Linked DNA regions of Homo sapiens: regions 2, 3, 4, 5, 6 and 7 are each linked to region 1. Evidence: chromatin loops called from intact Hi-C (ENCODE). Cell type or tissue: heart left ventricle. All regions are shown on one strand. Region 1 overlaps CDC73 (cell division cycle 73). Region 2 overlaps LINC01031 (long intergenic non-protein coding RNA 1031). Region 3 overlaps LOC124904475 (a long non-coding RNA gene). Region 4 overlaps LOC124904475 (a long non-coding RNA gene). Region 5 has its middle 100 kb from the start of LINC01031. Region 6 overlaps LOC107985242 (a long non-coding RNA gene). Region 7 overlaps LINC01031 (long intergenic non-protein coding RNA 1031).

What was found. Hi-C counts contacts between places; a loop is a spot of excess contacts. Peaks named below come from ENCODE experiments on the same cell type or tissue, not always from the same donor. Only the 100,000 strongest peaks of a DNase experiment are listed, where the experiment ranks them.
Region 2: it touches region 1 in a loop (1.9-fold over the local background); 23 of 110 quality-filtered maps call a loop at or near these places.
Region 3: a loop joins it to region 1, with 7 times the contacts of the local background. A loop is called at or near these places in 9 of 110 quality-filtered maps.
Region 4: a loop joins it to region 1, with 14 times the contacts of the local background. A loop is called at or near these places in 14 of 110 quality-filtered maps.
Region 5: a loop joins it to region 1, with 5 times the contacts of the local background. A loop is called at or near these places in 39 of 110 quality-filtered maps.
Region 6: it touches region 1 in a loop (9-fold over the local background); 43 of 110 quality-filtered maps call a loop at or near these places.
Region 7: a loop joins it to region 1, with 4 times the contacts of the local background. A loop is called at or near these places in 25 of 110 quality-filtered maps.

Annotation. Positions count from the first base shown.
Region 1 is chr1:193,188,541-193,192,540 of GRCh38, reverse strand. The region is part of intron 10 of CDC73 (cell division cycle 73); the gene reads right to left. Among named protein-coding and RNA genes, the nearest start is that of B3GALT2, 3.9 kb to the right of the region's middle. In heart left ventricle, a CTCF peak has its summit at 1,990; no DNase peak of the experiment used is centred here; H3K4me3 peaks cover 281 bases; H3K27ac peaks cover 1,411 bases.
Region 2 is chr1:193,333,324-193,337,323 of GRCh38, reverse strand. All of the region lies in intron 1 of LINC01031 (long intergenic non-protein coding RNA 1031), which reads right to left. Among named protein-coding and RNA genes, the nearest start is that of LINC01031, 31 kb to the right of the region's middle. In heart left ventricle, no CTCF peak of the experiment used is centred here; no DNase peak of the experiment used is centred here.
Region 3 is chr1:193,950,192-193,954,191 of GRCh38, reverse strand. All of the region lies in intron 5 of LOC124904475 (a long non-coding RNA gene), which reads right to left. Among named protein-coding and RNA genes, the nearest start is that of LINC01031, 650 kb to the right of the region's middle. In heart left ventricle, no CTCF peak of the experiment used is centred here; no DNase peak of the experiment used is centred here; H3K27ac peaks cover 1,910 bases.
Region 4 is chr1:194,067,433-194,071,432 of GRCh38, reverse strand. All of the region lies in intron 5 of LOC124904475 (a long non-coding RNA gene), which reads right to left. Among named protein-coding and RNA genes, the nearest start is that of LINC01031, 760 kb to the right of the region's middle. In heart left ventricle, no CTCF peak of the experiment used is centred here; a DNase peak (open chromatin) is centred at 1,832; H3K27ac peaks cover 3,221 bases.
Region 5 is chr1:193,407,181-193,411,180 of GRCh38, reverse strand. No RefSeq gene overlaps it. Among named protein-coding and RNA genes, the nearest start is that of LINC01031, 100 kb to the right of the region's middle. In heart left ventricle, no CTCF peak of the experiment used is centred here; DNase peaks (open chromatin) are centred at 2,030 and 2,291; H3K4me3 peaks cover 755 bases; H3K27ac peaks cover 1,879 bases.
Region 6 is chr1:194,294,004-194,298,003 of GRCh38, reverse strand. The region is part of intron 2 of LOC107985242 (a long non-coding RNA gene); the gene reads left to right. The region is part of intron 1 of LOC105371670 (a long non-coding RNA gene); the gene reads left to right. Among named protein-coding and RNA genes, the nearest start is that of LINC01031, 990 kb to the right of the region's middle. In heart left ventricle, a CTCF peak has its summit at 2,117; no DNase peak of the experiment used is centred here.
Region 7 is chr1:193,345,759-193,349,758 of GRCh38, reverse strand. It overlaps LINC01031 (long intergenic non-protein coding RNA 1031), which reads right to left. Exons shown (of 4, transcript NR_125789.1): 2 at 484-626. Among named protein-coding and RNA genes, the nearest start is that of LINC01031, 43 kb to the right of the region's middle. In heart left ventricle, no CTCF peak of the experiment used is centred here; no DNase peak of the experiment used is centred here.

The DNA of each region.
Region 1 (4,000 bases):
CATGTTCAATGTTCCCTTCTTTCTTCAAAAAAGCCCTTTAGGAAAAAAAAATTCTATTTACTTACTTCCAACACTTGCTTTCTTGTTTTGTCTTTTATGAGACAGTGTCTCACTCTGTCGCCCAGGCTGGAGTGCAGTGGCGCGATCTCGGCTCACTGCAATTTCCGCCTCCCAGGTCCAAGTGATTCTCGTGCCTCAGCCTCCCAGGTAGCTGGGATTACAGGCATGTACCACCACGTCTGGCTGATTTTTGTATTTTTAGTAGAGATGGGGTTTTGCCATGTCAGCCAGGCTGGTCTTGAACTCACAATCTCAGGTGATTCGCTCATCTCGGCCTCCCAAAGTGCTGGAATTACAGGCATGAGCTACCATGCTTGGCTCCCAACACTTGCTTTCTATTCGTATCTACTACAGCCATTAAAATAAATACTTTCTGATACTAATAATTTATATTAGGGTAACTATGCCTCTTTGCAAAGTTTTAGTAGAATTTTAAGTTTCGATATTTTACATATACTTGAATTTACAAATTGTTTGTTATACTTTAAATAAATTAATAGTGTTAATAATTTTAAATATCAAGAATATGCTGGGTTTGCAGAGAATGGAGAGTAAGCTGCCTGAAATAATTTATTCAAAGGTGCTGACCCAGTGGATGTCACAGTTCTATCAAATTCAACACATGCCCTTTATATTTACTTTACATGGAACAAGTATTTATATAAGAAATACTTTACAATGACCCCTCTTAACTACCTGAAATGAAATGCACAGGTAATACAACCAATCTACATATATATTTTAAAAATTAATACACTAATACAAATAAAATTTTTAAAGACATTAATGATAGAGGCCAGGTGTGGTGGCTCAGGCCTATAATCCCCCGCACTTTGGGAGGACGAGGTGGGCAGATCACTTGAGGTTAGGAGTTTGAGACCAGCCTGCAACATGACGAAACCGCGACTCTACTAAAAATACAAAAATTAGCCAAGTGTGGTGGCACACGCCTGTAATCCCAGCTACTCGGGTGGCTGACGAAGGAGAATCACTTGAAACTGGGAGGTGGAAGTTGCAGTGAGCCAAGATCACGCCACTGCACTCCAGCCTGGGCAACAGAGCGAGACTGTCTCAAAAAACAAACAAAAAGAGAGATTTATGATAAAAATATGCATTTCAGTATGTAAGTCTCAGACATGATTATACCAGAAGATATACTAACCAGATGCTAATACCTATACATAAAGTCATAGTGAATGTAACAATTACAAATGCCCATAGACTGGTATATTGGTGACTCAAATGCCATGAACACAATTTCATTTTTTGATATGGTGAACCATTGGCCAAGTTTAGAACAAAGCAAAGTACAAGCTTCCCTCACTGTACACTGTAGTTACATTTCTAGATAATTCAGTGCACGTTAAAACTGAACAAAATATACTTTATGTTCCAACAATGTTTTAAATTTACTTAATTATAAAAAAGTGTTTCACCTACACAGATAGCCAATGAAACACTCAGAAGTCCTGCAGAACACAGAGCTAGTCTTTGCTGTTTACAAAGACTGTCCCACACACTACTGGACTACTACCTACCCTGGCCCTAAAATGCCCTTAAAAATCATTCTGTTAACTAGAAACATCCTCACAAACTTCTAGAACACCTCGTAGAAATCAGTACTACCCCTACCACTGCCCCCTTGAGAACCACAGCTCTAAGAGTATTATTCCTGACTGAAACAGCTGTGCCTCAGAAAAACCAAGGAATACACAAGCATAATAAAGTATTTGCCAAATCACTGCTGATTGTAAATGCTCATTGTTAATAGTTTGCATGAATTAAAACAGATAAAGGTGTCTATAATTAGTTCTGAAAGAGACACTTAAATTTAGCTTTGTTTTCAAGTCAAAAGAAATTCTTAAACAACATGCCTATCTGCTGCACAAGAAAACTGAAGGAGAAAAATAAGGCAGGCAAACACTGACACTTGTGGTCATTCTGAGATTGCTTATTTGCAATCAGGCTAATTCTTGCTTTGTGAGTTCAAGGAAAGTAAAGCTGGTTCATAAATCATCCACTGACTTTAGAGGAAAATTACAAGCTTTTAATAAACATTTGACTTCTCTTCAAAAAGGGGAAACTACCTATACTAATATTAAATAACCAAAAACAAGCCATTTGTCCAAATCCCTTATGTAATGAAAAAGACTGCATCTGATTATAAATAAAAACAGTCAAGAGAAATAAACTCCAAGCAAACATCATGCAAAATTGTCTAGTCATCTCAATAAAACTAAAATTGGTCTCTAAATAATTGTGTCAAGTGACAGTTTTCAGAGTGGTATGGTGGAAATTATACCTGATCTAAAACATTAAGATTTTTGTCCAACATGGGAAAAAATAGCTGGTATTTCTGGTAAGTCCTAGCTGAAATTAATTCCTTGAATTCAGGGACCAACCACTCATAATAAAGCACAAACAGGAAAGGAGACCAATATAAGAAGACCAGATTCATGTCTCCCTTCTAATGTTACTCAAGGATTTTGCTCATTCCCATTAGATGAAAATCATCCACCCTGGTTGAAGTGCTCTCCCCCTACCTTTCTCTTTTAATCTTTTTACCAAGGACATATTGTTGAATGTACATACATAGATAAACAGATGATGTAACTCCATGAGTTACTATTTAGTAGCCACTTGAACAGCAGATTTACATCTGATTCAACATGTAATAATCATTCAAAACCATTAACTACATGAATACAAAAATAATTATTCCTATACCCAGTAAAAACTGACAATTAGGAGGCATTACAATTCCTGTCTTTAAATTCTGACTCCTTGAAGTCTATACTAGACATGCCCAGGAAAATGCTAAAACCGGCCTGGACAGCTCTGGCCATGATGCACATAGTAACGGCCACCTATTTTGCCATCACGGATGTGTTGTAGGATTAAAAATAGACTTATGCAAGTGACAATTACAAGCCATTTATAACTATAAAACTTAACAAAATAGCTGCCAGTTTGCTGAATCTGAAAAAGAAACCTGTCACATTTACTGAATTAGTTTAACCATAGAATTCAGATGTTAAAAGAAACTAGACTAAAGGAAGAACTTCTACAAGCTCTCCTGTCATAAGATTTTTACAGTTTCTCTTGACTGGAAACATGTAGGTTGCTACAAAAAGTTACTAAAGGAACTTTTATCTCACATCTGCCCTGTTTTCCTGAACTTTACGTAAAGTTCTTAACTAGCTTAACTTAAATTTAACAAACAGGTTGGCTGGGCACTGTGGCTCACGTCTGTAATCCTAGCACTTTGGGAGGCCAAGGCAGGTGGATCACCTGAGGTCAGGAGTTTGAGACTGGCCTGGGCAACATAGTAAAACCTCACTTCTAGTAAAAATACAACAATTAGCCGGGTGTGGTGGCACACGCCTGTAATCCCAGGTACTCGGCAGGCTGAAGCACGAGAATCTCTTGAACCTGGGAAGCAGAGGTTGCAGTGAGACAAGATCGTGCCACTGTACCCCAGCCTGGGCAATAGAGCAAAACTCTGTCTCCAAAAAAAAAAAAAAACAGACAGACAGAAAGAAAGAGGTTGCAGCTGTACTTTTAAAGTATGAAGTAAATTCCAGTTAAGTACATAGGCACCTTTTGTTAGTAATATTTGGAAGTTTCTTGCTGTTTAAATACTTGTCCCATAACAAGCAGTTCGGGGCGGGGGGGTCCCACTGGAAATTCAGGGACTCAATCCGATACTGGAGGGACCCACTAATGAATACGTTACCCATATAACTCTCTTAATAATCAAAATCTATAATAATCCAGGGAGACATTAAAAAAATCCAATCAAAAGAACTGGCAAAAGAATAATAATTATTTAGTCCTTTCCTGGAGAAAGGGGTAGGGAATGTCTCTAAATCAACTTTGTATCCCCTATACTTAATAAGCTATGCCTAAATGCACATGTTGGTACACAGTAGTTAATCAA
Region 2 (4,000 bases), 140 kb before region 1:
CTCCCAAAGTGCTGGGATTACAGGCTAAGCCACCGCGCCCAGCCATGTGTATATAATTTTTTGAATTACTTCACATTTTAAATACTAAGTAAAGGTGACCCATAACCAAGAAAAAATAAAGCAGTCAGTAGAAACAGTTCCTGAAATGACCTATATGTTGGAATTGACAAACTAAGACTTTAAAGAAGCTATAACAAATATGTTTAAGAACTTAAAAATAAGTCATAATAATTTCAACACAGAAATGGAAACTATAAAAAATAACTAAATGAAAATTTTAGAACAGAAAATTATAATACCTGGAGTAAAAATTTCACTAGATGAATGCAAGAGCAAATTGGAGAATAAAAAGTTAGTGAACTTGAAGTTGTATCAATAGAAATTCATTCGAAGGAAAAGAGAAAATAATTAAGGAAAAAAAAAGCAGAGCTTCAGTGACAATATCAAATAGTCTGACCATATGCAATTGGAGTTTCAAAAAATATAGGAAGGAGAAATGGATAACAAAAAAATACTTGAAATAATGGTTAAAAATTTTCCACATTTGGTGAAAAAAAATTAACTTACAGATCCCACAAACTCATAAAACTACTGATATATCCAAAAATATGAATGAACCTGGAAAGCATAATGTTGGGCAAAAGAAGTTAGACATAAAACACTGCATACGTTTGTATTTATAGGAAGCCCTAGAACAGACAACACTAATTTATGCTGAGAAAAAGCGAAAAAATGTTTGCCTATAGCGGATGGGGAGGATAGAAGTAGGAATGAGAAAATGTTCTTTATCTTGACTGTAATGATACTTACACAGGAATATATATTTATCAAACTTATTAAATTGTACATACACTTAAGATCTGTGCACTTCACTGTATGAAAATTCTAACTCAATAAAAATAGAATATAAAAAAGAAGTTTGTTTTTATCAAATTCTGTTCTGTGCTAAAAATGTAAATATAGACCATCCTGAATGTTGAAACCAGCATCTGAGATAACAGGGAGAAAATGTTGTTTTTGCTATAAGTTACCCTATAAGGAAATGTTTATCCACTTTGGACCTAGTGTCATTCAGTAGCATACACAACAGTTTCTACTAAGCAAGTTTCTCAAATAAAAAAAAAGAGTATCATTCCAAACATCTCTGAAATAACTCACAGTACTTTTTGAATTCCTTACATTGTTTTTTAGTAATATATTTAAAAATCTGATCCGTGGGATGACAGCTGCTGTCTAACAGAACATGGTGGCATCTGGAGTTAAAACAAAGCTGCTTCCCTTTGAAAGGACTGCATTCATGATGCTTTAGAATCAGTGCATATCCTCTCCCAACTGGGCTTGCCCTGGAAGTAACCTCTGATGAATTGAGTGTCTCTCAGGAATGCTGACCAACTGGGGAATGAATAAAATGTCTTCTCAAAATAGAGAATTAAAGCCATATTCTAAAAATTACATACAGCTGGCATAGCACATGCAGTACTCTTAATAACTGCTTTCTCCAAATGGTCAAACACACACCATTCATACTGGAGTTGCAGCAGAATGAAGCACAGTCAAGCTTAAACTTAAGAAGTTCATGGTACTTTTAAGCAGTGGCTACACTTACAGCTTCTTATCACGGTCAATGGAACTCTTGATGTCGATTGTCTCTTCATTTACCACAATCAAGAACAGCCCTAATTAGAGGTTATGGAAGTGGGTTTCTATGCATTACTAGGACCTACTAAAGTCCAGATGGGACCCTGGACATTTCACAGAATTGATAGATAAGACTAAGAGTCAGTTGTACACCTATGAATACCCAAGTTAGGTATCCTAGGACTTCGCCTGCTCCATCTAGTCATTATTGAATTACCTTGATTTTAATCTAAGTGGTCTACCTTGGAACTCTCTACCTGCAAGAGCAAGGGGGCTAAGCATAATGAAAGAGGAGACACATCCACGTACACTGACCTGTTAGTATCCCTGCCCCCTCTCAACATCTGAAGCTGAACTGAACCTACTGTATTTGGAGCCCTATTCTGCCTCTAAATGTTAGCCTTGAATCTTAGGCCAATTGCAGATTAAATGCAGACGAGTGCGGAGGGGATACAAACATATAATCAAAACCATAAGCATGCATTTTCCTGGGTATCTTTCCTGTTCTTCTCATTTCTAAATGAAGACCTAAAATGTTCATCTAAAAGGGCAAGATGATATGAGAAATCCTAAAATTTCTATGTCTCTGTATTTTCTTATACATCTATTACAGTATTTCCCATATTATACTTTAATATATCAGCACATACTTATGTAACAGAATGTCAAGTGAGATTATCTTATCCTGGAATTGAGGCTAATGCCCAAAGCAGAGAACAAAAAATACTAAGTATCTCACATTCTAAATAGAGCCCATTGCCAGTAGACTCACTTCCCCACAGAGATTATAGAGCAGCATCAGATCAGAACAGCCCCAGTAAAGAAACAAACACTCTCACTTCAAATAATGTAAAAGGAAGCTGGGGAGAAACAAGTCATCAGCCTTGTGGGGAATTCAGTGCCTGTCATGAAGGGCTACTATTACCTCCTTTCTTTACTGGAGACAGAAGGGAGATATATTCTTCCACTCCAAGTTAAGAGGGAGGATAACAAATAGAAAAAAGTAAGGAAGAAACTTGAGGTTATGGGATCAAGAATGTAAATAATGGAGTTAGTCTTTAATTAGAGGAAGTGACAATGAATACCAGAGAAAGCCACCCTCCTGATGGGAATGGCAGTATCTATATTTCAATGGATTTAAGAGTAATCAAGGTCTAATTTTTGATGCCTAGTTCACCACTGCAATTGAAAAAAAATTGAGTTTTGGTTGAGGGAAAAGCAAGAGGTGGAATAGAACTCTCCAGCAATCATCTCCTTACAGATACATCAATTAGAACAACTATCCATGGACAAAAATACCTTCACAAGAGTTAAGAAAGCCAGGTAAGAGATCACATTAACTGGTTATATCATAATAATAAGAAAAGACACAAATGAAGAGGGTAGAAAGGACACTTTTCCATTACCCATGTTACCCCTCCCTCAATCCCAGGCAGCATATCGTGGAGACAGATACCACCTGCTTAGGGGAAAGTAGGGAATTAAGCATAGAATTTTGTATTGGATCCCCAACACTGAGCCTACCACACTAAAAGCCAACAGTGGGCAGAGTCCCACAGCCCCTGACTTCAGGCCAGTACCCATGGACTGAACCACCAGACTTGTCCCAACACCAGGTGGGAACCCATAGCCCATGCCAAGCAGACTCAATCTACAGTTAGCATCACCACTGGACAACTACAGCAGCCTTGGACTCAGGACAAGCCCTAACAGAAGGCAGCCCTCAGAAGTCTGCTATAAGATTCACATGTACTCCAATGCTATGTTAGCCTTGGAGGACGCAGAATTCCAGACAGGTACTGCACTCATGGTGATATTGGGCTTAGGAAGCTTTCTAGTGCTGCAATGGCTGCAGTGCAGGCTTACAGGCCAGGCTTTGGGAACAGTACAGAGGATCTGCCTAGAAACTCTGAAAAGGCTTACTACTGAAGGGCATTCCCAGACAAAAATAGACTGCAAAGACGAAAATAAGCATTTACTTCTTCAATGTGCAGACAACAACATGAACACAAAGATCAAGAACAATCAGAGAAACACGACATTTTTTGTCCAAATTGACAGAAAAGAAGGTGCTAGTGACTGACCCTAAAGAGACGGAGTATATAAACTACCTGATGAAAAGTCAAAATGAATGTTTTAAATAAGCTCAGTAAATTTCAACAAATACAGAGAAACAATTCAACAAAATGAGTAAAATAATAAGTGACAAGAACACAAAATTTAACAGAGAGATTGAAATAATTTTAAAAATCCAACAGAAATCCTGGTGCTGAAAAATACTATGAACGAAATGAAAAATGCAATAGAGCACATCAACAGCAGAAATGACCAGAAGAAAGAGTCTGCAAACTCAAAGACAGGT
Region 3 (4,000 bases), 760 kb before region 1:
GAATATTAGAATCTTTATTTTTAAAATTATTAATACTTTTAAATTTTTGTTGGAACCTTTGGGTATATGCATTTTAAGTAGATTTTCATTAGATTACTAATCAAATGACCTCATCACTATCTTCTTACCTCCTTTTACATGTTCTATGATTCAACTACACTAAGATACGTTGTTCTCATTAATATTCTGACTCTGTTCATTCTGATCCTCCCTTCTAACTGCTCAAAATCCTTCCACTCATAGATAAAATAGGCTGAAGCAGAAATAGGTCTTTGAGGGACTGGACTAATCACCTATAACCCCTTAAATAAGATAAAATGGAAAAATGAACTGTAATCCCAGCACTTCAGCAGGCCAAGGCAGGTGGATCGCTTTAGCTCAGGAGTTCAAGACCAGCCTGGGTAACATGGCAAAACCTCATCTCTACCAGAAATACAAAACTTAGCCAGGTGTTGTGGCACATGCCTGTAGTCCCAGCTATTTGGGAGGCTAAGGTGGAAGGATTGCTTGAACCCAGGAGGCTGAGGCTGCATTGAGGCAAAATTGCACCACTGCACTCCAGCCCGGGCTACAAGAGCCCTGTCTGAAAAAAAAAAAAAAAAAAGTAAAAATGCAGAATAATGAGAGAGACTTCATACAAGTTTCAATAAAATACAAATCAACTCGGATCAATAGATATTTACTAAATGTCTACATTTTAGTGCTGTGAGCTAGGAACAGTCGAGAATATAAAACATGTAGGTGCTGTTTTGTGAGGAAAGACAATACACATAATCATGTGAAGAAGGGGAAAAGAGCTTAAATAACAGCAACAAACAATTATAAAAGAGATGTCACAAGGCATAATATGATTCATTGCCAGATGAATTATTCAGACAATAAATTTTACAAAAGTTCAGGAAAGGGAGTGCTAACTTCAGGCTGGGGTGGTCAGGTCCATGAAGATAAATGTGAGCTGGTATTGCAATTGGATGAATGGATACACTTTAGACAAGAAGAAGGCAGAGGAGAGGACACTTTGGAAATCTGGCACAGTGTCAGTAAAAGTGTTTGCTGGAATGACTGGAGTGCCAGGCAAACTTTTTTGGAAGGGTTTTCAGAAACTGTCAGGGAAAGGAGAGGAGTCAGTAAGTTCTTGGAGAAGCTAGTGACATATTTTTGGAAAGAAGATTGAGAAAGCTATTTGGAGAGAGGTGAGGATTTGTGAAATGGCTTGGAATGGGAGCAAGCAGAGAACATGAGCTGTGGTAAGTAGGTAGTCTTGTCAGCAGCATAGTTTGGAGTAGCAGAAGATGAGAGAATGAAAAATAAAATATAGGCAGAGGATGGCACTGGGTTGCTTTTTAAAAAACGGCAAACAATTCTCTGTTTCATTGTTTGTCTTTTAAAAATAAAGGCAAAAATAAAGTTGATGAGAGATTTCATAGTTTCCTTACTCCTGATTATTTATAGTTTTAGACACCTAATGTTGAATAGACTATCATTGTGTGCCTGATATTATGGATTCCCCTCCTATGGGGCCTGAGAGTGAGAAGTCTGTGCCATGAGCCCAGGACCAGCAAGGATTCCTCTTTCTCAGACCATGCAGCAAGGAGACATAAATAAGTAGAGGAGTTAAAGTCAGTCATCAATAGTGGCAAGAGCTATAAAAACATGCCAAATCTAGAGCACAGAGCAATGCTAAGGAGACTGCAAGAGCTGGGAAGACCAGTCACCAACAAAGCACATAGGTGTTTCAGAGAAAACTCTGGCATTGGTGCTGTAATCCATGCTGGCTTTTTTGTTGCCACAGTGGTATGTTTAAAGAGCTCTAAATGGGAGGACAGTATTGCCAGCGTGCTGATTGAATCTTCTGACCTTTGAATTCAGATGATATCCTACTGGACCACAGTGTGTCACAGCTCACTTTACAACCTGTGCAAACCTCTTGCTTACCACATAGCCTTGCTGATGTTGCTAGAGGTCGTCCCTCTGGCATTCTTTACCAACTACGTACTCTGTGGCCCCTGTGTTGCTTCTTCCCTTCTCTGATTTCCCATGTGCAGAAATCTGTATGGGGCCTAACCCAGCCTACCTTCTAACTGCTCTGCCCTGTAGGGAATGCTGCCTTCCTTCTTAAAGCTCCTTCTTGCACAACTTGTTTCCACACCACAAATTTGGCACTTATCCTAGGCCATCTCATATTCTTATTACCCATTTTGTCATATGTACATTCTGTTATTTAAAAATTAAACTTCTTTTCAGTATTATATTTTTATTTATTTACATATCTGTATAGTAGTGCTTAACAAAACATCTTTTCTCTTACAAGTATATATATATACAACAGTCCAATATGTAATTATACATTATATACTTATGTGTGCATGCACACACATGCACACACACACATCACTTTTAATGTGTAGTCACCGCAAATATCTCTATGAAAATGTCCTGCATAGAGGAATATATTTTAGAGATTATGTATGTATTCAAGATTTTTCTTCCCTTCACTTCAGCAGTTCAATTCTAAATAATTATTTATATAGAGAAGTACATAGACTTTAATTTAGTGTTCATGAAATCACTTCTTTTACCAAGTGTTTTCCAAAATGACACTCCTGTTGGTCTTTTCCTAAGATACTCTGCAAATACTTTTTGGTTAATAGATTTTAGCTAAGAAAATAGGCAGGCTTTCAATCAAGATTCTTAGAAGATTGTGTCCTACTGGTGATTAAATTACTGGAGAAGACAATGACAATTAAATTCACCATAGTGTACAAAAGTTACTAGAATGATTTCAAATTACTGCTAAAAGATTTCGTATGAAAAGCTCATTTCTTAGTCCATTTGGACTGTTGTAACAAACTGCCATAGACTGGCTGGCTTATAAACAATAGAAATTTATTTCTGAGAGTTCTGGAAGCTGGGAAGTCCAAGATCAAGGTGCTGGCAGCTTCAGCGCCTAGTAACGGCCCATATATAGGAAAATATATATATTTATATATAGGAAAATATATATATTTATATATATAGGAAAATACATATATTTATATATATACACACACACATATATATATGAAGTCTATATATATATATATATATGTGTGTATATATATATATACACACACACACACATGTGTGGTTTTTTCTCTGTCCTCACATGGTGAAAGCGGTGAGGGAATCTCTCCAGAACCTTTTATAAGGGCACTAATCTCATTCATGAGGGCTCCACCCTCATAACTCAATCACCTCTCAAAGGCCCCACCTCCTAATACCATCATCTGGGGGTTAATATTTCAACATATGAATTTTGGGGAGAAATAAATATTCATTACATTATAGCTCCATAATCCATGGCATAGTTTATATAAATTGTGTGTTTCTAATAATGAAGTCTATATTATGTATTTTTCATAACATATGCACATATACTTAATTTTCCAGTAGGCCTATTATTCTAAATCATGAGGAAACATGCATGAAAATTCAAACAAATGAAAGCCTTATGTTAAAATTGATATGACTAAAAGAGACACAGGAATGTCCTGACATATAGCAGGCTTGGAAAGTTCATAATCATCTTTGGTGTAGAACAGATGAGGTACATTCAACAGGATGCTAAGGAACCTGCCACTTGTCTTTTAAATTAATATGTTTCTGCATTATATAGGACACTAAAAGAAGCTGATTATTTAAATGATAGAACTAATTTAATTTTATGCAAATGTTATATCTATCTAAATTATTTCATAACCAAACAAGTAAAATTAGACTTGTTTTTAATATTTGAAGAAAATCGAAGCAATATAGTACTAGGAGAAATCCTAGATGTAATGATAATACAAATAAATATCTGTTATTAAAAAAATTGGGCCAGGTGCAGTGGCTCATGTCTGTAATCCCAGCATTTTGGGAGGCTGAGGTGGGTGGATCACGAGGTCAGGAGTTTGAGACCAGCCTGGCCAACATAGTGAAACCCTGTCTCTACTAAAAATACAAAAATTAGCGGGGGCAT
Region 4 (4,000 bases), 880 kb before region 1:
GCATAGTTAATGTAGACATGCCCTTAGGGATCCTTATAAGACCCATCTGTTCAGTCAAGCATTTGCTTAATTGTGTCAAATGCCTGGCAAATGCAGTGTCAGTTTATAGATAATAGATATGTAAATGTTGTTTGTGTTCTTGTACATATGCCCAGGGGCTTTAAAATAAACACATCACATTTTTAAAAATAATTTCCTGTTGGGGATAAAATGATAGTCTTGCTGGCAGCAGCAGTACTCCTCATAATAGCTTAAACTATTATAATATTTAATATTTTATAACACATAATATCTTCATTTAGGGATTTGGGCCACCTATTCATTTTCTTATAATCTTGATTACCATGCTTGTTATTTACCTATGGCTTTATGAAGAGAAATAGCATATTCATGTCCTCTCATTATACACATGTCTCCACACATGTACTAAGTAATATGATTCAGTGAGGAGAGCATAGCCTCTAGAGTTAGCTCATCCTGAACCCCCATCCCAGGGTACTCTAAGGGGTATGGGACCTCTGGAAATTTACTTGACCGTTTTGGGCGACAGTTCTCTCTTGTGAAACTGGAAGACAAGTTTGTTATCATAGACTTGGGGAGAATTTGAAATATGGAAGCAGTAAACGCATAATAAACCTTCAATAAATACCCATTCCCTTTCCCTCTTCACACACTCCGTCACCCTGCAAGACCTCAGGTGACACGTTCCCAGAAATTAGACTTCCTCTTCCTTAAGCCATCGGTGACACCACTAACTGACAAATGTTGAGAATTAAGCTCTTAATATCCCCTTTCCCTTCTATGATGCAAAACTATCATCAATGACACATTTGACAACTCCGAGGGAAATGGATGCCAAAATGTTTTAGTAGATGTTAGATTGACAGTTCAGAAACAGAGTAGTCCTCTCCAGATTTTATGAAAGAAAATCCTTACGGCTTCTTTTCCGCCTTTAAAATATCCTTTAAGTATCTCTTTTTCTCATACTTTAGACATAGAAAGAAAATCTTAAGCCCATAAAGAGCATAAAACACTTAAGGGAGACTTGACAGTCACTCCAGGTGTTGTGAAATAATGAATCAATTTTGAGACTGATAGCTCATCTGCTAGAAATAATTTTTTTGCCACTTTTTGTTTCCTTTCCACTGACCACATTATTTTTACCCTCCTTAGATGTGGAACACAAGCATTGTTTGGGAAGAGTACATTTTCACATACACCAATGTGTCATTTGAGAAAAAGAAAAGAAACTCCAATTTTGCCCCTTTTAGGGTTCAATAGTATTAGATTATAATATGTTAGGTTGAAATGGCACAACCTATGTTCAGCAGTTGAACTAGATACTCAGGGCCCCTAGGCAGGTACTCACCATATGGCAAGAGAAACCTAGATATGGCCAGTGCTAGTTAGAGTGGGGCTGGTTCAGGAAAGAGTCTCTTGCAGATGCTGGGCATCTCTCTTGCTTTAAGCTACTTTGTTACTCCAGATCTGCTTCATAAACAACAGTTGTGTTTGTGAGGGCAAACAATTTTTATACGTACATTCTAATTAGCATGGCTTGGTGGAAGGCAACAATTAGTAAGTTTAAGAAGGAAGTTTTTCTCTTCACTTTTTTTTTTTTTTACCCTTGCGCCCCATGAGGAACCACTATTAAACCAGGAATGTCATCACTGCAGCTGTGGTCAGGGTTGACGTAAAACAGGGTGACTGTCTTTCTTCAACAGAAACCATCAGTTTCAGCACCTTGGCAGCACTAACATGGAGATTGGCAGCACTGAGTGGGGAGGGTTTCCAAGATGGCAGCCTGCCAGTCACGTGTGACTCCAAGCCTACACGCAGCCTGCACCATGCGGTAGCCCCTCAGGGAGCAAGATGACCTTGATTCCGGGCAGAGTTAGAGGAGACTTGCCTAAATCTAACACCCAGCAGTCAGGCAGGGCCAGCGGCTTGGTGTTAGATGGAGATGATGCTGCTATCTAAAGGTGGAAAATTTGAGTTTACTGTTTGAATTAGAAAATGCCTCTTCCAGATTTGGAAGTAGCATGGGTAGCATACTCACTTATACCAGGTCCCTGGCTTCTGATAGTGGCTGTGAATCTCATTCTCTCAAAAGTGATTCATGTTACAATACTGAAGAAAAGTGACCAGCACTGACATTGTAAGCCCTTTGGAGAGTGGGATTTTCCCAAGAAGACTTACTCTAAAAATATCTGTTTGTAGTTCTAAAATTGAGTTTAGGGGTCACATTAATTTTATTATTCTAAAAGACTATTGAATGAGGATTAAATCCCACTTCCAGTTACACATAATTATGAAGAGTAGCTTGCATTAGTTACCTAGTATTTCATAACAAACCACACTAAAAGTCGTGATGGAAATCTAGTAGCTCTTATATTAGTGCCACTTGGGATTAGCCCTGTTACCTACTTGGAGTTCTATCCAATGTTATTTCGGGGCATGTGAGGGCATTTTGAAAACACTCCTGTGATTTTTAGAATGCTTTTGCTCTAGATAAGAGTGTTTACTTGACACCATTTCACATTTTTCAAAGTCTTAACAAAAGGTATTATAGATATACCTTTATTTCAATTGTAGCACTAGGTCTCACTTTAATCAAGTTATGCTGACTGAGGAGACTAAGGAGATGATTTATTTTTCCAAACAAAAAAAAATTGGTCCTCATTATTTCCTCAAAGCTCTGTTTGAAAACAGTACAATTCTATTTTTAGATTATCTCTTTCTTCCCATATCTGACCAGATGACACTAAAAGAAGCCAATTGGCATTGTCAACGCTCTCCCCGAAAGCTTCCTTAGACAGATCCAACAGTTCTTACCAGCTTCTATCTTCCAAGTTGCCACAGGCAATATTTTGCCAATTTTTCTGCCAACATTTGCCAAATTTTCTGCTGGAGAAAAGATTTCCTTTTCTCGAGCTTCTGATGGCTTTTCTCAGGGCTTTATTAGTCTCCAGTAGAAGCTTTTTTGACTCCCTTGTAGATTCTTCCTATCGTCATTTTCCAAAGGTAATGTCATATATTTTAAGCTTTTCAAAATTATTACTATTGCAATGCTCTACTTATGTGTATTCATTTCTATGTGCTGCATTTTAAAAAATCCCCAAACTTAGTGGCTTAAAACAACAATAATGCATTATTTCTCAAGATTTGAGAATGTGTTTCCTCTGTTGTTCTTGCCTGGAGACACTCATATGGCTGCAGTCATTTGAAGGCCTTGACTGGGACTGGAGGTGACAGGTCTCTGGCCTCAGCTAAAATAATTGGAATGACTGTGATAGTTGGACCTCATGTTCCACATGGACTTTCATCACAAGCATTATCCACTAAAGATGCTAGCTTCTGCCTCTTTCCATCAAATACTATGACTTTTCAGTAAAGCATCTTGTGTTAGGCCTGTAACCACTATTTGTCAAAGGAGTCATTAGTCAGAAAAAAGGGCAGCATGACACAGAAGAGAGCAAGGACAAGCGTGACTGGGCAGGTACCTCTGCATTTGTCCCTTACTACATCTGACCACAAACTTCAGGGAACAGTAGGCTCTGCTCCACTTTTGCTTTCCAAGTGACGTGAATGTTTTCATCCAGCCAACTCAAACCTGGAACCACTCTGGGAAGAGAACTCTAGGAAACATAGATCCCAGCTGAACCAGATTAAAACAATTCAAACCACCACATTTCTCTCCTTCAAATACACTTAGATTTTCTGAGTCTCACTTCCTTCAACTAAAAGAATTGGAACATTAATAATGTGATAATCAGGGTCATAGCAGAAAATATATGAAACACTCACAGGTAGATGATTTAATAGAAGTACTAATTATCAAACCTGGACAGGTTTGGGGAATCAGAAAGGGCTGTGAAGAATCCAGAAAATAACAACAGTGGTACGGTGTTTTCACTTCTGGGTCGAAAGGGGCAAAAACAGGTAATGGTATTAGAGAAGACTAACGATAGCTTAAGATAATGAAAAAAGGGCCACCCAG
Region 5 (4,000 bases), 220 kb before region 1:
CATTAGATACCCCTTATTTTTAACAGTGGCCCCATGGTAAATCTAATAATGGGGGTAAATTTTAATAATTTTTCTATAATATGGAATGTACTCAGAAAATGACAAAAATTAAACTCTAGATTTAAATTCCAAAATCTGTAGTATGACAATTAAAATACTACCTAGAGAGGGTACTAGTTAGGAGTACTAGTTAATCTGTATAGGGTACTAGTTAAAGGTGTGGATTCTGTAGGTGGACCATGCAGATTACCATTCCACCTCTCCTGCTGGCATTGGTCTTTTCCAAGTGACTCGACCGCTGTGAGCCTCAGTGTCTTCACTATAACATAGAATAATACTAGTAGTAGTAGGTGGCAGTAATTTTACATAGAGGTGCCACAATATCTTTTTGCCATCCACTGGTTTTCTGAATTTACAATACAGAGCCAGGTTCTCCACTTTGGAGGACCAGAAAGGGTCCTTTATCAATATACCCAAAGTCCATCAGTTTCTCAGTAATAACTTTATAATAACTAAAACCACAAAAGATTGAAGGTATCTAAGAATACCAATCCTTAAAAACAACCCATGAAGTACATATTATTATCCCCATTTTTCAGATGAGGAAACTGAGGTTTAAAAGTTTAACTCTCCCAATATATCAAAACAACTGAATAGCAGAGCTGCTCTTCAAACCCTAGACTGTAACACTCCTATACCACTCTGCAATAATGGTTCTCATGAATGTTTTTATTCTACAATAAAGATGTATAAGGATAGCCACATTTGTATAATCTATCACAGTGGTTCACAAAGTATGGCCTGGAACCCCTGTGGGTCCTTAAGACCTTTTCAGGGAGTCCATGAGGTGAAAACTATTTTCATAATCATACTAAGATACTATTTGACTGTTCTATTTTCATTCTTTCATCAGCATATAGCGAAGTTTTTCAGAGGCTCCATGATCAGTGATATTGCAAGAAATTGAACGCAGAAACAGATATCAGAATCTAGCTGTCTTCAGTTAATCCGGACATTAAAGGAACTTGCAAAAATGTGAAACAATGCCACTCGTCTAACTAAAGTGTTTTTTCTTTTTTTTTTTTTTTTTAGTTTTGGAAAATAAGATTTTTATTAAAATGTTATTTATTTTAACATGTAATGGGATTTTTTAAAATAAATTATCAATACATATTTTTAGATATTCTCAGTTTTTAGTTTGAATCTACTAAACATACTTAGGTATAACACACATAAACAAAAGCTCTTCAGGGGCCTCAATAATTTTTAAGAGTCTAAAGGTGTCCTAAGAACAAAAGGCTTGAAAACTGTGAAGAACTTTCACAGTACTTATGCCATTGCCAATACAAGATTATAGGTAAGGAAAAAAGATTATACAAGGAGTGTTTTTCAATAAGCAGCCAATTTAGTTTGATAGTTTTCTGGTCACCCTGAAATCAAATGTTATTTGTACCACTGCACCTACCCAAACTGAAGGCATTTTTCCATGATGAAAGGCCTTCCAAGAAATTATTGCCAGACGATATTATGTGAATTTTTTTATTGTTTGGGAGGAAAATGGGATATGAATTAAGAAGTGAGAAGTTGAATGATTCTAGGAAAATGATATTTTATTGTGTGTTTTTAAAAAGGAGTCCATATCTTAAAAGATTGATTGCTAAAGAATCTCTTCCACATAATACAGGGAAAGAAGATGAAAAAATTAGCTTACTACCAACTATCATAAGTCTTTAACCTTAAAAAAAACATGAAGTCTACATATATGTGTGTGCTATAAAAATGTAACTATAACAAAAAATACATATAATTTACATTATATTACATATACCATTTAGATAAACCTGTTACTTCTGTGCAGGTTCCCCCAGACTCACCCTCACCCTTTCTTTCTATGTCCTGACCCCAAATCATGAAGTGCCTTGGCTGCTCTGTGACCTCGCCAGCTGCAGTTTTTTCCAGCAGGCTTGAACCGAAACCACGGCCTTGAACATTTCCAGACACTGAAAAAGTTATCTAGGTTGTTGCTCAAAACACTAAAAGAAACTGGCCCCGGGCCCTGAGCCAAATTCCTCAACCCTTGATAAAAACTTCCTACATGACTCCCTCATTTCAGACATACCTAGGTAGAACAGCCCCTTTCTCTCACTGTCCGCCACAAGGACTGGAGCAGCGCTCTGTAAGTTCCCCTAATAAATTCCTTAGATTCATCACCCTGGCGTTTAGTGCTTCTTTCTTTAGAATCTTAACCAGCCCCATCTCTGGATGGTTTGGGGAACTTCCCTGCAGAAATTCCCCTGCCGCCACTTTTGGAGCAATTCCAGCCATGGGTTTGGTAGGACAAAACGTCTGACAGAGAAGAAAATAGGAGGCTCACTGCTGCCTTGATCACTATAACAACTTTGTTGATATATGGATAACTATCTAAATGTTCCAAATACAAACTAATGTTCCTATATCTAGCAAGTGTATATTTAAATGGTGAATTAGGATTCTCCAGAGAAACAGAACCTATAGAGATTAGGTAGATAGAGAGATAGACAGATGATGGATGGATGGATGGATAGATAGATAGATAGATAGATAGATAGATAGATAGATAGATAGATCGATAGATAGACAGACGGTTATAGAGATAACTTATATCAATAAGTTATTGACTCACTGATTACAGAGGCTGAGAAGTCCTATGATCTGACATCTGCAAGCCGTAGACCCAGAAAAGCCTGTGGTGTAGTTCAAAGGCCTGAGAGCCAGAGGACCGATGATGTAGACTCCGGACCCAGCCTGAAGGCTTAAGAACAAGGAGCACCGAGGACAGAAGACTGACGTCCAATTCAAGCAGACAGGCAGAGGAGAGCACAAATCCAATCTTCCTCTGCCTTTTTGTTCTTTTCAGGTGTTCAAAGAATTGGATGATGCCCGACCAGGTGCGGTGGCTCACACCTGTAATCCTAGCACTTTGGGAGGCCGAGGCAGGCGGATTGCCTGAGCTCAGAGTTCGAGACCAGTCTGGCAACACGGTGAAACCCCTTCTCTACTAAAATACAAAAACTTAGCCAGGCGTGGCAGCGTGCGCCTATAGTCTCAGCTACTCGGGAGGCTGAGGCAGGAGAATTGCTTGAACGGGAAGCAGAGGTTGTACAGTGAGCAGAGATCACCCCACTGCACTCCAGCCTGGGTGACAGAACTAGACATTGTCAAAACATAAAAAAATTGGATGATGCCCATCCAGTTATTTTCAGGCGCTCAAAGAATTGAATGATGCTCTTTGGGGAGGGCCATCTGCTTTACTTAATTTACCAGTTTAAATGTCAATCTCTCCCAGAAACATCCTCATAGACATACCTAGAAATAACATCTAAACAGACATCAGGGCATCCCATGGCCTAGTCATATTAACACATAAAACTTACCATCACAGATGGTGTTTGTCACCTCTAACCTATCTCCAAACAAATCATAGATGATTTTTAGAACATAACTTTTTAAATTTTTTAATCGTTTATATTTGCTGCGTAATCTTTTCTGTCTTATTTCCCGTATGTATAGAATGATAGCGCATAGAAAGAAATAATTCTCACATATTTAAACCAATGTTAAATGGTTATAACATGTAATTACTGCAGCCTCCAAAAATGATGATGATGATGGCATATTCATCAAGATGTAAATGTATTAACAAAGCAATGCCAATTGCTTAAATTCTGGTACCTCCATATATAGTCTACATCATTATAGAGGGGCAGGAGAAATGCAATAGCAAAACTACCACCTTAATAAAACAGCTCAAAATAATTTACAGGCATTTTTACTTCAAGATTTCTTAGATTTGCTGTTTGGCATAAACTAAGTAAGTATAAGAGACCAAATATGTGAAAGTAACAAGTAAGTGCAAGAAAAAGAAACATATTCCAAATAAGCCATAAACAACCTCTCTACTACAGAGAAAATACAGTCAAAGGCTGTTGAGTTATCCACAGACACAAAGGCATTTTTTAAA
Region 6 (4,000 bases), 1.1 Mb before region 1:
TAGCCCAGACCTCCATGCCACCCACCACAATTGCCCCAGTTCCTTTCCCCTGGCTTATCCTATGAGCAGAGAGAAATCTTGTTATCAGGTGGATTAGGTAAAAAAAAAAAAAAAAAAAAAAAAAAAGGCCTGCGTTTGTATTATCATTAATTGACTCTATGTGTGGGTATCAGTTGAAAATGGACTGTTGCTTCGTTATGTCATTTTTCCAAAAATTGCCTTGAAAGACAACAGTGAGGAAAAATCCTCCTTGTAGACAGAGTGATAACCAGGGCAAATGGTCATTCACTTTTTTTCAGAAAAATATGTAGCCCAAGGTGAGAATTTATATTGATTACTAGATACCCAATGGTAATGTCAATCGAGAGACCAGACATGAAGGAGGTCTGGAGTAGCAGCATATGAACAGACATATGGAAATGTATACAAAGTGTGAAGATTTTTGTATCACATTTTAACACCCATGAGAAAACATTCACTACGTAAGAGACACTCAACGATGAAATATTCAAATGTGTTGACTACTTGACATTAGTCAGCTTTCATCATTGGCTGCGCTGGAACTGGTGAAATGGCACATCAATAAAATGGCCCTGGTTGCAGTGATAGGCCCATCAGCATTAATTCCCATTTATAAAGGTTGAGTAGCTTCTGCCGCTCCTAAAGATTCAACCTGTCAGCAACAGAGACCAATGTAGCTATGTCAACATGACATTATATTTCAAGGAAACTAAAATGACACTTGGCAGCAAGTCAGCTACATTGGGACCTTTCTGTCTTTGATGTGCCAGCAGTTTGTGTGGGGATTTGACATTCCTTCTTGAAGAACCCCAGTCAGCACACTATTCAGTGGCTTATGGAATGCCTCATGCACAGTCACAGAATCCTACACAAAATAGCATCTGAACAGGCAACCCACTTCATGGTGCAGAGGTGTGTGAGTTGGCCCATGACTGTGAGATCCACTGGTTATATCATATACCACACACTCCACTAGTTATCCTCCAAGAACATTGAAGTATTCTTCTAGAGGCAGAATTGGAGCACCAACTCAGAGGCAACACTCTCCAAGGATGGATTTTTATCCTTTGTGCATATCCATTAAGTCAAAGAACACTCCACCCACCACCCGCCCATATAGTGTTCTGTCCTCAATGGGAAGAACAGATCACTGCAGAAAGCAAGGAGTAGGAATAGAAGTAGCCCCACTTCCGTTAAGTCCCAATGACTCACTGCATGATTTTATCCTCATATTTCTTGATTCTGCAAGGTTGAAGGTCTTGGATCATATTCTTGCCAGGGACCACAGCAAAGGTTTCATTAAGGACAAGCCATTGAGGTCTTGACAAATCAGAGAAATTTTGACTGCCTGGGTTCTGGGACCAGCACTCAAAAAGAAGAGTCAGTATCTTGTCAAGGTAATTAACCTTGATCACCACAATAAGGTAGGACTGTTTTTAAAGATGACTCGGGAAAGAAAGTGTAGGCACTTCAGTTGATTGACTTGGCTGCCTCCTAGTAGTCCCTTGCTCCTTTATAACTGTGAATGAGTATGTATAACAACTCTAGCCTGAGAAAGACGTGATTTCCAAGGGCTCAGAATGAATGAGTCACCCCTGAACTATTGGGTTTTAGTGGAGCCAATCATCATAATATCATCAAATCATCCCTGAAAGAAGTCTCACTTGCACATCTTAACCCACTCATTAATGGCACAATAACAAGACATTTCAAGTTCCCTGTAGCAGCACAGTAAATGTGATGGATATAGATACAGATACTTCCATTCTCTCATATACCTCTTTTTCCAAATATAGCAAATCGAATGTGTGGTCCAGTCCTCTCAAGAGAACCGGATTATACAGCCACTTGAGCATTGTTATCCAAACAAAGCCTTAAATGTTTGTATACTCCACTTTCCCTCCTGCCCCACTGTGTCCCTACCATGACTAAAGCTTTTGGTCTCTGGAATTGGAGGGACTTTGGATCTACCTTTATTATACAATCTCCCTAAAGGATAGTAAATCAGGATGTGGTGGTTCAGGGCCAGGTAGGAGAGGTGCTGAAAGGCTAATTTATCCTAGGGCAACCAGTTAACTTCTCAGTTCCTCCAGTAGGAGGAGACCAATCTCCATGGAGGAACCTCTGTTATGACATAGCCTATGTAAATCCCCAGACACATCAAGCAAATGCACCTGCCTTTTGACATAGGTAGTTTATATTTCCCTTCCTGATGTTGGACCAGAGTACTTCCCGGTCTCCATTTTTATAGGAGAACAAGCAAAAATCATGGTACCATTTGGGCTGCTTATTTCAATCCTACCTCTTACCTTTCAGTCTATTTATTTACTTACTCCTATTTATTAACTAGTGCAGCACTCAAGATCCACTTATTCTGCCCCATCCACTGTCTTCCAACACTTGAGCAAGAGCAATTCATATCACTGAAACTGGCACATAAGGCCCTTGTCTTTTCTCCTCTGGGAAAAATAAAAAAAAGTTTGTATATCTCAACAACCCTCCCCTTGTGTCTGTCAGGAAAGTGCTCCAACCTCAAAGACAAAGGCAGGACTAAGCTTGCCACAACTCCAAAGGCATCAGTGAGACTTGGCGAATAATAGGAAGTCTGCATATTAATACTCACAGCAGAAACATAAACATGGTTATATCAGTTCTCCCCTTCTCCAAGTCTCATAAGGTATCTCAGTATCCCAGATGAGACTAAAAGAGTGCATTGTGATGCAGCTAAAGAACTGAGGGCCGAAGACCTAGCATCTTTTGTGGCAGGCAGCAAAAATGACAGTTTCCTTTCTAGTGAGTGGACAGTTATACAGTAGCCATGCTGTGCTGGTCTTCACCTATTTGGTTGCCACATAATTAGATACAGAAACTGCTCACAGTCAGACAGTGGTTAGCCATTTGCAATTTGGCACACTTGACAAGGACATACAGGAATGCTCGGGGGATATGGTGAACTGCCTCTCCCAATAAGTAACTGCTTCCAAAACCTGCATATAGAAGTAGATTTGTGTTGTATGAAGCATCGCCTACAGTGGCCGAGAAAATAGACCACACAGTTCTCTATTATTGGGGTAAAATCGATAGTCACTGCTGCTGCCTTCCTCGGATCCATCATTTTCAAATAGAGACCACCCTTCCTGGGCTCCTTCTAGCCAACAACTGGGCATGCTGGTAGTAATAATGCAGACTAATTTCTGAGAGACACACAACTCTGCCAATGGAAGACTTTAGCTCAATGACTCTTTATATGACTGGCAGAAATTTTCTTAGAACCGCATTACAGTCTGAGACTCTCCACACCAACTCTTCCTTCCCTTCTCCTTCACAGGGGTCAAACCTACACATCATGATCTGCAAGCTCACCCTCCTTTCTCTGCCTCTCTCCTCTATCATCAACCAGTTGTTTCCCCCAATAAGTCTTTTGTATGTCTAGTGCTATGTTGGGTCCTGCTTCCTAAGTGGACATAACCTAGCACATCTCCTGAAAGACAAAGAGGAAGATGTCATCTTCTCTGATGGAGACGATTATCAGATGTCTTTACCATGAAGAATAGTAATGTTTTACTAAAAGCTAGAGAGCAGCTTATGTAAGCCAAGTGAGAGAGTCATTAGTAGGGCCCACAGTACCTATGAGGAATGAGTGAAGGGGTTGGTCAGCACTATTCATGTAAAGAGAACAGGCCACAAGTTACACCAGTCCAAATGTGCATTTGCCTGGGAAGAGGTGGTGGTTAGGCCAGTGGCCCTCAGCAACAGCTCTCAGTGTCTCAGATGGGCTGGGCCAGACAGAGCACAGCAGAGAAAGCACAGCAACCAGCATGAGATCCAGCCATGCTGCCTCCCACAGCCAAGAAGACCACACTTTTTTCTCAATGCCTAATGAGAAAATGAAGAGCAGGAGAAAATAGTCTTGGAATGAAAACTTGCATGGAATTTAGTTGTGTATCTTTTCCTTTTCTACCCCCGCCAGCCTCCTACT
Region 7 (4,000 bases), 160 kb before region 1:
TTAAGGTGCAGATTGGTGTATTCATCTTTTTATCCCCAGTACCTTGAAAATGGAACACTTTAAATCATTTGCAAATTGAAGGGCTAGTCCTATATTGTTAGGAAAATAGAGAAGGTGGTAAAAGAAATGAACACTGGAATAAAGTTCCTAAAGGGGGTAGAGGAAGCCGGCATATATGTGAATAATAAAACCATTTCTAGACCATTTTCTAATTGCTGATTGGTGGGATGTTGGGTCTTTTGTTGCGTGCTGCTTTTTTTTTTTATATGTTCCTCTCACAAGGTTTTGAGTGCTGGGTTTCCTAAGACTAAAAATATTTTCATCCTCAAAACTTCTAAACTCAGTTCCTAAACTCTTCATTCTCTCCATCATACTGGGAATGCAGCCAGGCTCTGCCCTAGCTCCATTCCACTTAATTGGGCCACATTCCATGCACACAGTTACATGTCAATGTTAATTAGCAATAAGCAATCCATAACTTACAATCAAGTTATTTTAGCAGGGGTTTCCTCAAAGATCCCAAATAACTACAAACAGTGGCTCCTTTGACCCTCCACAAGACTGTCTTCTCTTCTGTATTCTGATTTTTAAGCAGCAAGCCAACCAGACAGAATAGGAAATACATGCTGGAAAGGAAGAAGAAAACTATTTTAAAGCGAAGCTTCTAGTCCAGGCCTTTACTACAAAATTCTATTTAGACCTCACACCAACCTGGCACTATCCCTTTTTGGATTTGTAGGTAAAAATGACAAAGGTGAGGCCCTTACAATGGAGGAGAAAAAAAGCTTGAGACAGGCCTCCATTCCACTAGAATTCAGACATAGAAGCTCTTAAGTGAAAGAATCTGGAAATAAAAACCTTGGCCTATTATACACCCTAAGAATGTAATCTCACCAGCCCACACTGCCTCTCTAAAAGCTTGATTTAGTCTGCTTTCTACTTCCACACCTTCTAATTGTGGAATTTCCTTTCATTTTAATTCTCCTCCGGGCCAAACTCTGATTAAACTGACACATATGGTTTCTAGGATTTTGAAACTGAGCTCCCCCAGCAAGAATCTACTTACAGAGTAAACCAGTCAGCCCTCTTCCGTTTTCCCTGCTTGAAATACATAGGGCAGTGCTCTGGTAGGCAATTAATTGACCCAGACTCCCTTGCATTTTCTCTTCTTGTCTTCTTTGTGAAGACAAGACAAAAATTCTCCTCTGGCAACTGCAGGCTGGATATCAATTTACCACTAGCTCAGCACATTCCAAGTTAATGTACTTAGCTTTTTAGGATCCAGCACAATGTTAACATATTATTTACAACTCAAAGATAACCTTACTTTCTAAAACTTAATTGAAACTCTCACTTTTTAAAAGAAAAAGCATTGATGGCTCCTTAAGTAAGACTTATGGAACATAGCCTTTTCAAGTTGACACTCTAATGTCTCAGAGAAATGGCAGCTGGCAGGAAGACGCAGTAATAGAGAGACTGGCACGTCCATCCTAATAACAAAACCACTTACACGCGCTGGATTGCTTCTCTAGTCACATGAACATACAGGCTTTTCCCCACCTCTGCCTCTGCTCCATAAGCTTAGAGCTCAAAAAACTATGTGTCTTTTGCTTCCTTCGTTATCTCTATGTCAACTGATAGTTTTAGCAAGTCTAAAACATTTTCATATTCAACAAAAACAGCAAGGATATTTTAGCTATCTTTTGAACTTTTGTGAATACATATCTCTACATATTCATTGATATGTCTATACTTATGATATTTTATTGAGCACCTACTAGTATATGCCAGGCACTGTTCTAGGCCCTAGGAATAGGACAGGGAATAAGAAAGACAAAGTCCTTGCTTTCAGCTCTCATGGAGCTTCTGTTCTAGAAAAGAAGTTTATGTGGTTATTTTATATAGTTTAAGTTCTACAAAGAAAATAAATTAGAGAATGTAATGAAGCACGACTGAGGACCCCTTTGGAGACTGGAGCTGATTTCTGAATGACAAGATGACCTGGCAATGACAAGATAGGGAGCAGAGCATTCTAAACAAAGGATATAGCAAGTTCCACAGGCCCTAGATTTAGATGTGACTTTGGCCTGGTTGATGAATGGGAAGAAGGTCATTGTGCCTGGAGTTTAGTAAGAAAGGTAGAATGAGATGAAGTAGAAGAGAAGGCAGAAACCGGAATATGGAAATCTTTAAGGCGATAATAAAGAGTTTGTATTTTATTCTAATGGTAGAGGGAAGGCACTCGACAGTGGTTTATAATTTTTAAGTAACGCTTTAACTGCTACGTGGAGAATAGATGGTAGAATGGCAAGACTAGAAACAGAGAGACCACTTAGAGGTCATTGCAGAGGTCCACATGAGAGACAGTAGTAGCTTGTCCAAGTGGAAAATGAAAAGATGAAAAAAAAGTAGATAGGTTAAACAACTTTTTTGGAGGTAGAGCTGTCTAAACTTGTAGGATTATACACAGGGAGAGTAACCCTTTACTTGCATCTTTACTTGAGATGTCTATGACATATATCTGACTAAGAATGGACTTGGTTTGAAAAATAAGGAGGAATATTGTGGACATGTGAGATTCCTGCTAGACATTCAAGTGGAAAAGTCAAGCAGGCAGTTGGACATACAGGTGTATATCTCCAAACAGTGGTGAGAAATTTCTGCAAAGTCAAGACAGGGCACAATTTCACTGCAGAAAAATATCTGCCTAAGATGACTCATTTATCCATTTGTTTAGCCAACATCTAACAGCCACTGTGTACCTGACACTGCTCTAACTGATGGAATATAGATTCATAAGATGCATATTTTTCCTTATAAAAGTTACCATCCAAAGGGAGGACACAAATAACAAGCAAACAAATAAACACATATATGCCAGATAGTTATGAACATCATGATAAAAACAAATCGTGGTGGTAACACATATGCACTTGATAATGACTTATAAGCAAGTTCCTTTCATGTGAATATACCTTAATTTTGGCAGACATAGTTACACGGGTGGAAAAAGGACAATGTTTTGGTGACAAAAGAACTGGCAATCTGTCAGCTCTATCTGATGCAGGCTTTCAGGTGAAACACAGATACTCAAAATTCAGAAAGAACTCATAAATGCATTTACAAGTAGAAGAGGTAAAAAAGAAAAAAAGACATTCTGTAACAGTCTAAATTCAGCCTAACAAGATTATCAGAGCTCTTTTTCAAGTAAGACTTTATGGCCCATCCTCCCTCCCCATATCTGCTGCTCTTTTTATGTCTTCAGACAAAGAAACTAAAACAATAAAACATTTTTATCTGCTTTTATAACCTGATTCTGTGTGAAAATACCCACAGGGAATTTCCATTCTTTTTTGCCTTAAAATTCACTGGTATTGCTTCTCTCTAGTTTACTTGTCTCTCCCCTTGATGTTCAATTTCATTCTCTGTGACTAGTAGTATCAAGTTATCTCTATCCCTGAGAGAGAGACAAAGGTCAGTGCTAAAATAGTTGAGTCTGTGAGTGAGAGAAGTCATAAAAGGTCTCAAATCAACCTTGCCAGCTGTTTTTCCAAAGTCAAAGAAGAAAGTGAGAGGAAAACCAATAATCTGGAAGTTGATACAAATCTGATCCTAACATTTCATCTACCTCAGGAAGAACTACATAGTTGAGTACTGCAACACTGGGACTCTGAAATCACATTTTTACTGTAAGCTTAAAATAGAAGAGTAATATTCTGAAAGATATAACAAAAAAGCTGTGAGATTCCTATTTGATTTATATGATAATGCTTTTATAAAAAATAGAAAATTTCAATACCAAAAAGGACTAATAAATGATGATCCCCTTCCAAAGTTAAGTTGCAAACAACCATTATCTTAATGCCATACACTTGATACAATTAATTCAAAAATTAAACTTCTCTGACCTTACTAATCTTCTACAAATCTCCCCCTTGATAAAATACTGGCAAAAAAAAAAATTACTGGTGTACCTATAGTACCAATTACAGCTTAACTC